3 separate regions of the Homo sapiens genome follow, and all the other regions are linked to region 1. A link is a contact called in ENCODE Hi-C or POLR2A ChIA-PET data. All regions are on one chromosome and are shown on one strand. Each heading gives the region's core, a stretch centred on a gene start or an enhancer-like site at or near the end of the contact. The rest is flanking DNA. Distances are from core to core; before and after follow the strand shown. Region 1 holds the start of TOP2B (DNA topoisomerase II beta). Region 2 overlaps TGFBR2 (transforming growth factor beta receptor 2). Region 3 holds the start of RBMS3 (RNA binding motif single stranded interacting protein 3).

Region 1 (4,169 bases), core at 1,670-4,169:
TCCTGAGTACCTAACACAGTAGGCATTTAATTTTTTTTTCATTGCTACAATAAGGAAATATAAGATCTAAAAATAGAAATTCTGAAGTAGTTAGGATAAGCTCCTATGGAAGCTACTCAGAAATCTTGATTAAATAAAGACCTTTATACAGTTTATAGAAATGACTAATTTCTAGTTTTTCCTTTTGGTCAGTGCTTGCTGTGGGGTAGAAATTAAGTCATTATATGTAATATATACATACAAAGTAGTATCTAAAACTAGACAAACCTGATATAGAAGCTTTTTTTTTTTTTTTTTTGAGATGGAGTCTCGCTCTGTCGCTAAGGCTAGAGTGCAGTGGTGCGATCTCGGCTCACTGCAACCTCTGCCTCCCAGGTTCAAGTGATTCTCCTATGTCTGCCTCCCCAGTAGCTGGAATTATAGGCACAGGTCACCACGCCTGGCTAATTTTTGTATTTTTAGTAGAGAAGGGGTTTCATGATGTTCGTCAGGCTGGTCTTGAACTCCTGACCTCAGGTGATCCACCCCTAATTGAAAATTACTTCACATTACCCCAGAAGAGAAAGCTATGCTCAAGTTGCGTACAATCAATTTTATCATAAAGATATGCTAAGTCTGCTGCACAGTTAAAAAGGACAATTCTTTAGAAGCTGAGATACTTTTAATCTAGATTCCGTCTTCCACTCATCACAAATCTCTGCTTTAAAAATGTTGATTTTCATGTATATTCAGCAATTCTTATTTGCAATTCTTCTGGGTAAGTCAGTATTTTCTTAAAACTAGTAACACTTATTAAAAGGCTTTTTCATACTGAGAAGACAAAAGGACTCAATGCCTCACATATGAGGCAAGTGAAAAGAACATTATTTTTATTAATCTATTTGAGTTTTGAATATATTGTTTTATTCATTTCAAAATCTGAACCTAGGCTGGGTGCGGTGGCTCATGCCTGTAATCCCAGCATTTTGGGAGGCCAAGATGGGCGGCTCACTTGAGGTCAGGAGTTCGAGACCAGGGTGGCCAACATGGTGAAAACCCCGTCTCTAGTAAAAGTAAAAAAAATTAGCCAGGCATGGTGGCCGGTGCCTGTAATCCCAGCTACCTGGGAGGCTGAGGCAGGAGAATTGCTTGAACCTGGGAGGTGGAGGGTGCAGTGAGCCGAGATCATGCCACTGTACTCCAGCCTGGGTGACAGAGCAAGACTCTGTCTCTAAAAACAACAACAAAAACGGAAGATAAAGAGCTTTGACAACTTAAGTTTAAAAAAGGAGACAGCTATGTATTTTATAGCTTAGCTTCTACCTAGTACATCTTCATAAAAAAAACTCATTGCCTTTAAAATTACCCCTTTTCAAACAAAATACATGTGTACTTGGAGATGCAAACTCACAGTAAGAACACAAGATCATTTTAACAAGCACTAAACTGAGGCTCAGGGAAGTTAAATAACAAGGCTATGGATACTTGGTCAGGTTCAGAAAAGTTTGCACCCCAAGTTCAAGGTAAAGAAAGGCTTCACTGTTCTGAAGTCCCTAGTATGGCAAAGTTACATGGCCATCAGAGAGCTAATTAAAAAAACTATGTTTAAATTATTTCCATGTTTCAGAGTTCTCCACCTCTAGACTCAGAATGCAGTTTAAAGATGTGACCTGAGACATTTTTGTTTTCCCTTGAGAGGAAATGCACAGTTGGAAGTTCACAAAAACACCTCTTCAAAAAACAGTAATACTGTTTTCATCTTTATAAAAAGCTTTCATCACAACTCTTTGGTGGCACTTCATGCCTTCAAGTACTCATTTTGGTGATCGTTGGCTCCCTTTTAGTCTGTCTCACAAGCCAGGTTATAAATGGTTTGAAATCAGGGGCCTTGTTTTTACTTTGAACCCATCGCAGAGCCTGGCACAGCGTGGCAGAGTGTGCGCCCAATAAATACTTGAGTGGAATTACACTGAAAAACAGGAAGAAGTAAAGCCATCTTCCATCTGCCAAAGACTGTGATGTTGCTGTATTGGTAATTTTCATTCTTAGAAAGCTTTAATGTGAATGAAATTATTCCTTACTGTGCATTTGAAAATTCCACTGAAAACAGTTTTAAAAATTAAGCATGCCCTCTTAGAGGCAGGGGGCACAGTTCTGGACAGATGAGAAAAGTGACAGTGACATCTCTGCATTGTTCAGAGAAGAAAGGTCAACAAAGAGTAGAAATAGAACACTCAACCCACCCTGCATTCTTTCCCTAGAACATTCTCTGTGTGTCCCTTATCATTTAAGCTTTTCATATGTAGTTTTCTTGAAACTGACCATATGCTCTTTTGGGGTGAGGGGAGGAGACGGAAGAAGGAGATGGAGAAGGTCTGAGATGATTTTTTTCGACAGCAGCGTCCACTTAGGCCCTTGGGGAGGCCGGGTCACGGGGCCTCCTTGCACCAGTGGTCTACAACGTCTTGCCTGCGGTTTACAACCGCTCTTTTAAAATAATTTCCCTTTGGGACGGCCCCCGGCTTCTTCCTGCCACCCCCATCCCCACCCCGCCCCCATCCTCATCCTTAGAGGCCCCAGGCAAACGCTTCGGATTCCCGGTTAGGTCTCAGAGTAAACAGCACGCTTGGAGGATTACAATCGACCCGAGGCCAATTCGACCCTTTCCCTTTGCCGCCCTCAATTGACCCTTGAAGCAGCCCCTGCTCTCCCTTCAAATGGAAAACCCACAGACACACACACAAACAAAAACCCCAAGTCTTCCTTTCGGTTGCTACCCGCAATGACGTTTCCCCCCTCGGGTCCCGCCCCTCCAGGGGGCTTGGAATTTTGGGATTGGCCGAGAGGCTGTGGCGACAAGGCCCGGATTGGACAGCATGGCGCTGACTGACAGCGGGGGCGGCCGCCGCGCCCTCCCTCTCTCCCCGGTGTGCAAATGTGTGTGTGCGGTGTTATGCCGGACAAGAGGGAGGTGACCGTGGCGGCGGCGGCGGCGGCTCTGTTTATTGTCCCTCTCGGTGTGTGTGTGTGAGGAAATCGGGGCTGCAGCGAGGCTAAGGCTGCCTTTGAAGCAGCGGCGGCGACCGGGACGACTACTCTGGCGACTCGAGTGGCTGGCCTTCGCGGAGTGTGAGAAGGACAAGGCACCTCTGCGTCCTCGCCACGTCCGAGCGCCTCGGGCTCCCCGGCCGCCCTCGCGGCTCGCACGCCCGGGCTTCAGCCCGGCCTGCAGCGGCGCCCGCGGGCGGGCGAGAAGGCAACGCCGCCGCTCGGCCGCCGCCGGTCGCTCCCTGCTTTCTCCTCAGCCGCCGCGCTAGGCCCGGGCGACGCGGACGCCGCGCCTCGAGTTTGAGGGCAGCCGGCGGCGCGGCCTCCTCAGCGGGCTCGGCTGGACGTCCGCTCCGGATCTTCGCGATGGGGCGCGGGGGTCGGCGCGGCTAGGAGTGCGGCGAGTGGAGCGGTGGGTGCGGAGCGGCGGGGCCCAGCGGCCCGCAGGGAGGCGGGAGCGGCGGCTGCGGCCTCAGGGCCTGTGAGCTGGAGGCACTCGCCATGGCCAAGTCGGGTGGCTGCGGCGCGGGAGCCGGCGTGGGCGGCGGCAACGGGGCACTGACCTGGGTGGTAAGTGGCTGGTCCCCGGGACGGGCGGCTGCATTGTTCCGGGCCCGCGGCGGGGGCGGAATTCCGAACGGGCGGGGGAGGGGAAAGGGAGGGAAATCCCGTCCCCCGAACGGGCGCTCCATAGGGGCCTGTGCTTGCAGAATCCTCCAGCCCGCTCCCCGCGCCTTTTCTTTCTTTCTTTCTCTGTACGTCTCTGGAAGTCCTGACTGCCAGAGCGTAATGTGTACTTGAAACTTTGGGGGGACAAAACCGCGAACGTAACATACAGCCCCCGCTTCCTCTCTTTTCTTTTTAACCAGACTCTTCCGGGGCAGCCGAACCTGAAATGGTGGGGATGGCGATAATGCAAGTGTGTCTGTGTGGGGCAGCATTTTCTCCAAATGTAGTTCAAGAAAACCCTGGGAAAAGGGGTGTGTGTGTGTGTGTATTCTAAATGCAGCTCTTTCTGGGGCTTTAATCTCAAAGAAGAATGCATTGGGATTTCTACAGCAACTTGCACTTCAATTTGGAAAGCCTCATTCAATGCGCTCAATTGAGAGCGCATTGGGGATGACTTTCACAGCAGTTAATAC
Region 2 (4,169 bases), core at 836-3,335, 5.0 Mb before region 1:
TAGAAATTCTTCTCCGTGCTGGCCAGTCCTTTTCTAGCAAAACCTTAGAAACGTGAGAATAGTGACAGGAGTGAGCAGCGATAGATAAGACAGAAATGAAAACAGATGAGATGGGTGCTGGGAGCAGTGGTGGCCACAGATGTATTGACAAATGCAAGTGGTTTAAGTCCGATGCTTGCAGAACACAATCAACAGGGAAAAGAAAAAAGGACCATTAGAAGAAAGAAAGGGAGAGAAAGGGAAGAAGGATGTAGGGAGAGAGAGAGGAAGGAAGGGAGGAAGGGAAACAAGGAGGGAGGGGGAGGAGAGAGAAAGAGAGAGAAGGTCCACCAATTTGCACAGCTCCAGGAGCACCACTGTAACGGGGCCCCTGGCGAGATATAATACATGTTACTTGATGGGTAGACCCAACAAGAGAAAGCCTTTCCATTGAATGTTGAAGAAAAGCCAAACAAGCAACTGTACTGCATATAGACACAGGCATATGGTGGGAAGGGCAGTGTACAATAAGAATTTGCACATGCTGAGCACCCACTGTATATGAGGAAAGTTGCCTAAGATACAGCATATTACTTCACAAGAACCCAGCCAGGGATGCCACATTTTTCTCCTTGTTACAGCAGAAGCTACCACTGCAAGAGCTTAACCAGAATTTTTTTTCAAAAGCCTGTATGCAGGACATGTTCAGCACCAGCCATCGACTCCCTATTAGTTGACCCTAGGAGACTCCCCACCTTAACAATTCCAGGTAGCCCTTGAGGTCATATACATTCCAACCTTTGTTTTAAACCAGTATTCTTTTCCTCTATATGATATAGGTCCTCAGGTCCTTTTATGCATACCATATGTACTGGTGGAATAGGTAGTTAAGTTCAGAGGGCAAAGCTACTCTAAACCTTTGCTGGAGTCACCTAAGTTTGATAAAAGCCTTATGAACACACTTTGGAGTTGGGGAAAAGAAACAAATACAAAATTTGTAGATCATCTGAGAAGGTTTGCAGATTCTCTGAGGCCCGTAAGATCCAGTTAAGGCATCCCAAGCCAACCCCGGAATCCTCAAGAGTCACTAATAACATGCTAAGTGGTATACTGCTGGTCAGAGTGGGATGAGGGCCAGTGGGAGGGAAGGGTAACAGTCATTTGCTGTATGGGACATTGCATCTGTGCACTCCAAACCACAGGAAAAGATGTTACCAGCCACGACCTCAGATATCAAACAACATCTCCTTACGTTTAATACATAATGTTTAAAAAGCCAAAGGAATGGGAAGGAAAGTAAGTGCATACATGTGCATAGCTAGGAATAAAGATATTCCTCTAAACAACGATACAAAACCCACCTAATTAACCCTATAGCAAACCCTAACCCAACTTCAACATTACTTTTAATCCAGATTGTTATATTAGTCTAAGTCTCTCTAGTTAAGATATTCTTATATTAAGGCAGTATATAGTCAGCCTTCTGTATCTGTGGGTTCCACATCTGCGGTTTCCATCAACCGTGGATGCAAAATATTTTTTTAAAAAAATTGATGATTGTGGCTGTACTGAATTATGTACAGACTTTTTTCTTGTCATTATTCCCTAAGCAACACAGTATAACAACTATTTACATAGAATTTACATTGTATTATGTATAAGTAATCTAGAGATGATTTAAAGGATATGGGAGGATGTGTGTAGGTTATATGTAAATATTACACAATTTTATATAAGGGAGTTAAACATCTGTAGATTTTGGTCTCCTCGAGGAGTCTTGGAACCAATCCCCCATGGGTACCAAGAGATGACTGTACTTCGATTCCTATAGACTCTCTGTGAGCAGCTAACCATCTTTAGAGAATTTTCTACCCCTAATAGGCAAATTCGTTATTCATAAAGTTCTCCAGAAAGAAGTTCCAATAAGAATATCTGTCACCTAGAAAGCCATCCACTAAAGGAAGTGAACATGGGTAGCATCTCTCAGCATATGATAGTATCACATGGCCCATAATATTTCACTTCTCTTCAAATAAGCCCATGAGTAATATCAAAACCTTCACTCTAGGTCATACCACCTTCCCCATTTTATCTCACATTTTCCCCACACTCACTGCCTACAGACAGAGGTTCCAGGTCTTGAGAATATGAATTGACTGCTTAGCTGTGTCTATTTCTGGAACTGTACTATTGTCTTTGAGGGTCAGATGAGCAGCCTAATAAGATTTAGACTTATTTCAGATAAATATTAGAAATTCTGAATATGACCTTAGTCCAAATCTTTGAAATAGTGTCTATTATTAGCTGAACCATTAGGTAAAATCTCAAGGTTTAACAATAACCATAAACACTTGTCAGAAATGCATTCATGTATCACTGAATTCATGCATTCGTGTATCATTGAATTCATGTATCTACCGACTGTTGTTTTCTGGAGTGTTTTTTGTGGGGGGAAACTCAGAAATTTATTTGTTCTACAAATACCTGTGGATGTCTTGATTAGTGTTATATATTCATAGTAAGACCACTGAAATTGACACAATTAAATAACATCTCAAAGAATAATCCATGGAAACTGGTGGATAGAATTTACTGTTTTAGAGTACTGCTTCTCAAATATTAATACACAAGTACTTTGGGAATATTTTTAACCTGCAGGTGTAGCATAGTGGTATTGTGGGGGCTGGCAAGTCTGAAATTTATAGGGCAGACTGGCAGCCTGGGAACTCAGGCAGAAATCAATGCTGCAGTTTTGAGGCAGTATTTTTTCTCTCAGAAACCTCAGCTTTTGCTCTTAAGGCTGTTCAGTTGATTGGATGAGGCCCACTCACATTATAGAGAATGATTTCTTTTACTTAAAGTCAAATGATTTTAGCTGTTAATCACATCTACAACATACCTTCACAGCAACAATGAGATTAGTGGGCACCAGAACCTAGCCAAGTACACACGAAACTGACCTTACAGATAGGAAGGGAGCTGCTGCCCTGGGTGATGCCAGCCCACTATATGTTGAGTGGGAAGGCTGTGGAGAACCCAGTTTTTAATAATTGTTTCCCTTTCTCCAGTCATTTTGGAGTTAGTGAAATTAAATACCTATTCTTCACCTTTTTACAGGCATTTCTCATCTTCCAGTTCTTTCCATATGCTTTTCTCTTGAGCCTGACCTCTTAAATGATTGCAAACCCAGAGGCCCTGATCACCATATGGGCCCAGAATTGAAAGACATGTTCTCTGAAAGGAGGTTTTTAATTGCCTGCAGCATTTCCGAGTCAGATACTGAGGCAGCCATCTGGCAGAAAGCCGCTGTGGCCTGTGATGCTAGCAACAGCAGCTCCGACCCTTGAGACAAGGTGGGACAAGGCTATTGGCTAGTCACACACTTCCTCCCACCCAGAACAAAGAAGAAAGTCAAGCAATCTGAGAGGATTCCCTGTATAATTCTTCAGGAAAGACATCCCCAAGCCAATCAGATACCTTGGCCAATTACTACAACCAACCAACCAACCAAACAAACACCTTGTGATTAAACCAAAGATAGGAACATTTTAGGAATAGTTCTTTTTGCTGAACATCTATTGCACACTCTAATTGGAACTTCTAATACAATACCTTCTTTTTAGTTTTTAAAAATGTGTTTGAACCCTAATGCTTTATCTAATTATACCTTGAGAGAAGAGAGGTATCGGGCTTTCCTTCAACTGACAGTCCACATGGTCTCTGGGGTACCAAGGTCAATACTAGAGATACCATCATTTAGCTAACAGGGAGACTATGGCGTGTGCAGGAAGAAAACAGAGACAAGTGACCTGAAGGCATCAATTCTCCTTCTTATGCAAATATTTTTGTAGTAATAATACTTTAAAACCTTTCAGAGATGACAAAGTGAATACTCTAAAATCTCTGTGAAATGACAATGCCTTATAATTCTTGCTTTTAAATAGTAAGTATTCTACAAGTGCCAGAAGAATTAATGCCATTTAAAATCATTATCAATGCTTATTGGAAACAAATAACAAATCATATGAGTTCTCTATATTGTGTTAAAAAAACGCTACTTTAAATATTACTTCCTGATCATATCACCAGAGAATAAGCTCTAAAAGCGAAGCATGTCAACCTCATTGCTAACAAGTGAAATGCAGATTAAAAATGCATACCATATTTCACCTAACTCATTTTGAAAAAGA
Region 3 (4,169 bases), core at 913-3,412, 3.6 Mb before region 1:
AGGGATGGAATGTCTGATATTTTTCATGCAACCTTTGAGTTTATTGTTTTTGTTTTGTTGAGGCATGAGAAATGACTGTAAATTTTCCCCTTTTAACTTGTCCTTGCTCTGCCATTTCCTTGAGGAATGGCAGGCAGCATTCTCAACCTAACACCCCCAAAGAGTTAAAACTTAAGGCACCGAGCAGGAGGGCTAGTCTATTTAAGCATCAGCAGCACAAACTAAATGCTCACAAAGGCAAATAGCAGTGTGAGTCGACCTTGGAGGGGCAGGGTGGATTACAAAGCAATTGAAAAAGAAAAAAACAAAGCAATAATCTTTTGTATAATACTGAAAGTCTGCTTCCCAGTCTGGTTTACAAATAGGCGTTGCTGGACGAGACAAAATAAATGACAGATAACTACAGCATGAATTACCTAACCCTAATCACATCACCGAGTCCTGGTGACAGCATAGATCATTCAGGCACGCCTTGTTCACTCTCGGCATATTTATTTATTAAGGAGACGGTGGAGTCTGGCTAATGCTAATGCAATACAAAATAATATCACCCGTACACTCGAGGTGGTCACTCCGCTAACATGTTTTCCCCCTAATCAAGTCCAATTTAATTGACAAATCGGAGCAGTGATTTCACACCTGAGAGTCTTTCATGTCTTAACTGCAGGATAAAGTTCAGGGTAGGTACTGCCCACTGCTTACTTACGTGGGCTTGCCTCTGGGCCCCTAATGGTCATTTGACACACACACATAAAGCCTAAAGTATTTAACCAATTCAAGTCCAATTATGATCAGTTACATTTCATTCCTTTTCAAGACTCAGGCCTCCTCATGGCAGCTACACAGAAAAATAGATCTTCTAAAAGTAAAGAACATCTATTGTAAAGCAGTCTGTAGCATGCTGATCATCCTCAACATAAAATAAAATAGGCAAGGCAAATTAAAAATAAAAATAAACTCTCAGAGACTCTGGTAGGAGCCCTATACCTTCTCACACCCTTCTTTCATTCTATACCCTGCGATTAAAAGTTTGAGTTACCCCCACCGTTGCACGTCCTATCCAGTGGGAAAAACCCTTTTAGAGCCACAATCAAAGAACAGCTCACCAGAAAAGCCCCTGAAATTATATTCTTGTGCCTGGTAATCACTGTTGTGATCTGCTTTCTAAAAACCGTGCCCATCTGCAAAAGACGTTCCTGATATCAGGACCATTTATGCTGCCAAATAACAACAAAGAAACTGAACTCAAGTGAAACTATTATCTCTCCTTAAAGAGAAAGCTACAATTCCGGGTTTGCTGCTTTCTTCTTATGTCTTCCTCTGCCTCATTAACTCCATTGGTATGTCACTAATTTCAAAGAAGCAGGAAGAAGTGATGGGGGTGGGGGTTAACTAATAATTCACACGCCTGTCTGTTTCCCATCCCAAGTGCAGAACGATACCACGCTGATCGCCAGACCGTGGGTCAAGCCATACCTTGGTTTGGAGATAATGAGGATAGTAGTAAGTGTACTGGGGGTACATTTGTGGCTGATCCAGGCGTTTGCCCATGTAGCTGGAATCTTTATCTCCGAGGCAGGGAACTGGATGACAGGGTATAGTGCCCCAGGCCGAGCTTCCTCTTAAACCACTATTCCTGACAGTCCCGGTGACTGATGAGGCTTCAGAGACTCCACCACTCGCTAGTTCCAACACAGCAAGAATTTTTTTAAAAAACAAAACAAAACAAAAAACACACACCAAAGGAAAAAAAAAAAGGGCGAGGAGTGAGATCTGTAGAAAAAACACCCACACACAGCCTTCCCAGATCTTGCCTGGCTTCCCCCAGCTGCCGGGGTCCACTTGGGATGAGGCAGTTTGTTCTCTAACCAGGCTGTCTGTAGTGATGTCAATTGCCAGCGTTCGTAAAGGGGGAAAAAAATCAAAGTCCTTTTAGCACAACTCCGAATCCTTGCAGATCAGCTTCCTGTCTCTTGGTTGTCTCTTTCCCCACCTTAAAGAAAAAGAAAAAAGAGAGAGAGAAAGAGAAAGAAAGAAAGAAAAAGAAAGAAAGAAAGAAAAAGAAAGGGGAAAAAGAAAAAAAAAAAGAAAAAAAGGAAGAAAAAAAAAAAAAAAAAACCTTGTACAGCTTAGTTGCTGCTGTCTCCCTCCCAGAGTGACATGGTGTTCGGGGCTTGTCCTGTCCTTTCATTCACTTCCCCTCCTTCCAGCCGGTGGGTGGAACCGAGAGAGCCTCTCCAGGGAGCAGCGTACGCAGTCCAGAAGGCTGCAGTATTTCCTCCAAGAAAAAAAAAAAAAAAGGCTGCTTCAACCCCTGCTGCAAGCAAAGTTCCGATTCCCTCTGCTGGCTATCTCGAATAGCAAGCGATTTTTGCAGCAACGCTGCTGCCGCTGGAACTGAACCTGAAGAACTCAAATGCGGGCGGTGGATTATTTCTTATCCCTCCTCCATCTACCCCACACAAGAGCTGCTTTTTGTTCCTCTTTTTGCCAAGTTCCAAGGTAAGCCACACTGCTAAACAAAACACAGAAGAGAGGGAAGAGAGGACGAAAGAAGGAAGGAGGAGAAAGGAAAAGAAATAAAGGCAGGGGAACTAACCTTGCTGGTTAAAGGGGAAAAAAGTAAGTCCCGGATGCTTTCAAAATCTGTTAACACGCTAGAGCCAGACGCATCCAAGAGCTGATTGAGAAACTAACCTTTTACTACCTGGAAAACTTGGTGGATGTTAAGTATTGAAGAAATTTTAGGGTCTACTCCAGGACTACTATTAATGCCACATGTCATCAGATTGGACTGATCAACTGAACATATCAAAAATAATAACTTTTTTAAAATACATCCATTTTGTAAAAAAAAAAAAAAAAAAAATCAAAGGAAGTGACCCCTTAGGTTCGTCAGATATTTTACAGATAAAATCTGTTTCTCCCATTGTCTCTCTCTTTATGATTATTTTGTTGCATTGATGCTTTAATCACTTTACTGATATCATCTAAAAAAAAAAGAACAAAAATCATAATTGCTTGGCAGAGTTTTTTCCCACCAATGATAATATTCTGTCATGTCTATCAGCTGCTACATTATAATACAAATTGTTTCAGATAAAATATATTTCCTTAAAGGGTCCCTTTTCAAGGCGGGCGAGGCTAAAATTAGATGTGCCAGCTGTGTTTTGCTGCGAGTGCTCACGCATGCCCAAAGCGTGGGCAGACCAATACTGAGCTCTTTTCTACTTTGTCAAGTCGGCTCTGTTCTCCTGAGCCCAGAGTCTCCTATTTAGATAAAAGGTCCCTGGTACAAATCCAGCTTCCTAGTCAAGAAGAACAGAGAATTTGGGCTCAGTGCACACATGGTGTCCATCCACATACAAGCCGCACCACCCCTAAAGCAACTGGCTTCCACCGAGGGGAACTGGTTTCTGGAAGCTGTGTGAGTGCATACGTGTTCCTTGGATAAAAATAAGGATGGCAGGTAAATAGTTTTATGTTTTACTTTTGACAAGAATAACAATCAGAAGGAAGGAAGGATGGAGGGTGAGAGGGTAAGAGTTAGGAGGCCCTGACAACATGGTGATTGAGAATATTAAATCAACCCCACCTATCTCTTAAATGTATTATTTGGGGCCTCAGTTGTCCCATCTATAAAATAGAAATACTGCCAACTCTCCTGGCTGAAGGCAGTACACTGAATCAGACACTAAAAATGACACTGATTTAAAAATCCTCCAGTGGTGTCACGTTTCTCAAACAATAAAGTCCTGACTCTTTGGAATAGGTTTCAGGACACTTGACGAGCTGTCTGGCCCTGGCTTTCTACTCTAGTCTCGGACTTTCAACTCTGCCCCTCACATCCTATACCGGAGTCACTCTGAGCTACTTTCAGGACAGGAACATGCTCTCAGAGGCTTCTGTCATTCCCTCTTCCTGGAGTGCTCTCCCAAGTCCATCTCCACCTCTTTTACCCTTCAGCCTGTCCTTCAGGTCTCAGTATGGATATCACCTCCTCACAGTAGCTTTCTCTAAACCCTTCCTTCTCTGCTGCACTTTATATTTGCCCTCATAGAAGGCTTATTCTACATGTATTTGCCTGCTTATTGTTTGTTTCTTCCATGATGTTCTAAACTCTAGGGGGGCAGGAGGTCACATTGTTCTCACTTGCCTTTATATTTCCA

The links. Hi-C counts contacts between places; a loop is a spot of excess contacts on that map. ChIA-PET counts read pairs that join two places held with the same protein, here RNA polymerase II (POLR2A). Pooled maps may share reads with other maps.
Region 2: a loop to region 1 is called in a map with no recorded cell type, with 23 times the contacts of the local background. The contact joins the enhancer-like site here to the promoter of TOP2B in region 1. A Hi-C loop is called at or near these places in 1 of 37 single-sample maps with no recorded cell type and 2 of 50 pooled maps. POLR2A ChIA-PET finds 5 or more read pairs at or near these places in 1 of 52 experiments (OCI-LY7).
Region 3: a map with no recorded cell type shows a loop between it and region 1 (11-fold over the local background). The contact joins the promoter of RBMS3 here to the promoter of TOP2B in region 1. A Hi-C loop is called at or near these places in 1 of 37 single-sample maps with no recorded cell type and 2 of 50 pooled maps. POLR2A ChIA-PET finds 5 or more read pairs at or near these places in 1 of 52 experiments (activated naive CD4-positive, alpha-beta T cell).

Annotation. Positions count from the first base shown.
Region 1 is chr3:25,663,657-25,667,825 of GRCh38, reverse strand. TOP2B (DNA topoisomerase II beta) reads left to right here and starts at 2,919. Exons shown (of 36, transcript NM_001330700.2): 1 at 2,919-3,597. The coding sequence starts at 3,529. It overlaps MIR4442 (microRNA 4442), which reads left to right and starts at 2,887; the gene lies at 2,887-2,953. RefSeq lists enhancers at 2,619-3,182, 4,140-4,169 and silencers at 3,350-3,709, 3,664-3,852.
Region 2 is chr3:30,638,012-30,642,180 of GRCh38, reverse strand. The region is part of intron 1 of TGFBR2 (transforming growth factor beta receptor 2); the gene reads right to left. Among named protein-coding and RNA genes, the nearest start is that of TGFBR2, 33 kb to the right of the region's middle. Within about 2 kb of position 2,085, at least 6 of the 41 ENCODE cell types and tissues checked have a DNase peak (open chromatin) inside an H3K27ac peak, as active enhancers do; they include OCI-LY7, where a contact is called at or near this core.
Region 3 is chr3:29,279,064-29,283,232 of GRCh38, reverse strand. RBMS3 (RNA binding motif single stranded interacting protein 3) reads right to left here and starts at 2,162. Exons shown (of 15, transcript NM_001003793.3): 1 at 1,477-2,162. The coding sequence starts at 1,551. It overlaps RBMS3-AS3 (RBMS3 antisense RNA 3), which reads left to right and starts at 2,294. Exons shown (of 3, transcript NR_109804.1): 1 at 2,294-2,502. RefSeq lists an enhancer at 3,258-3,307.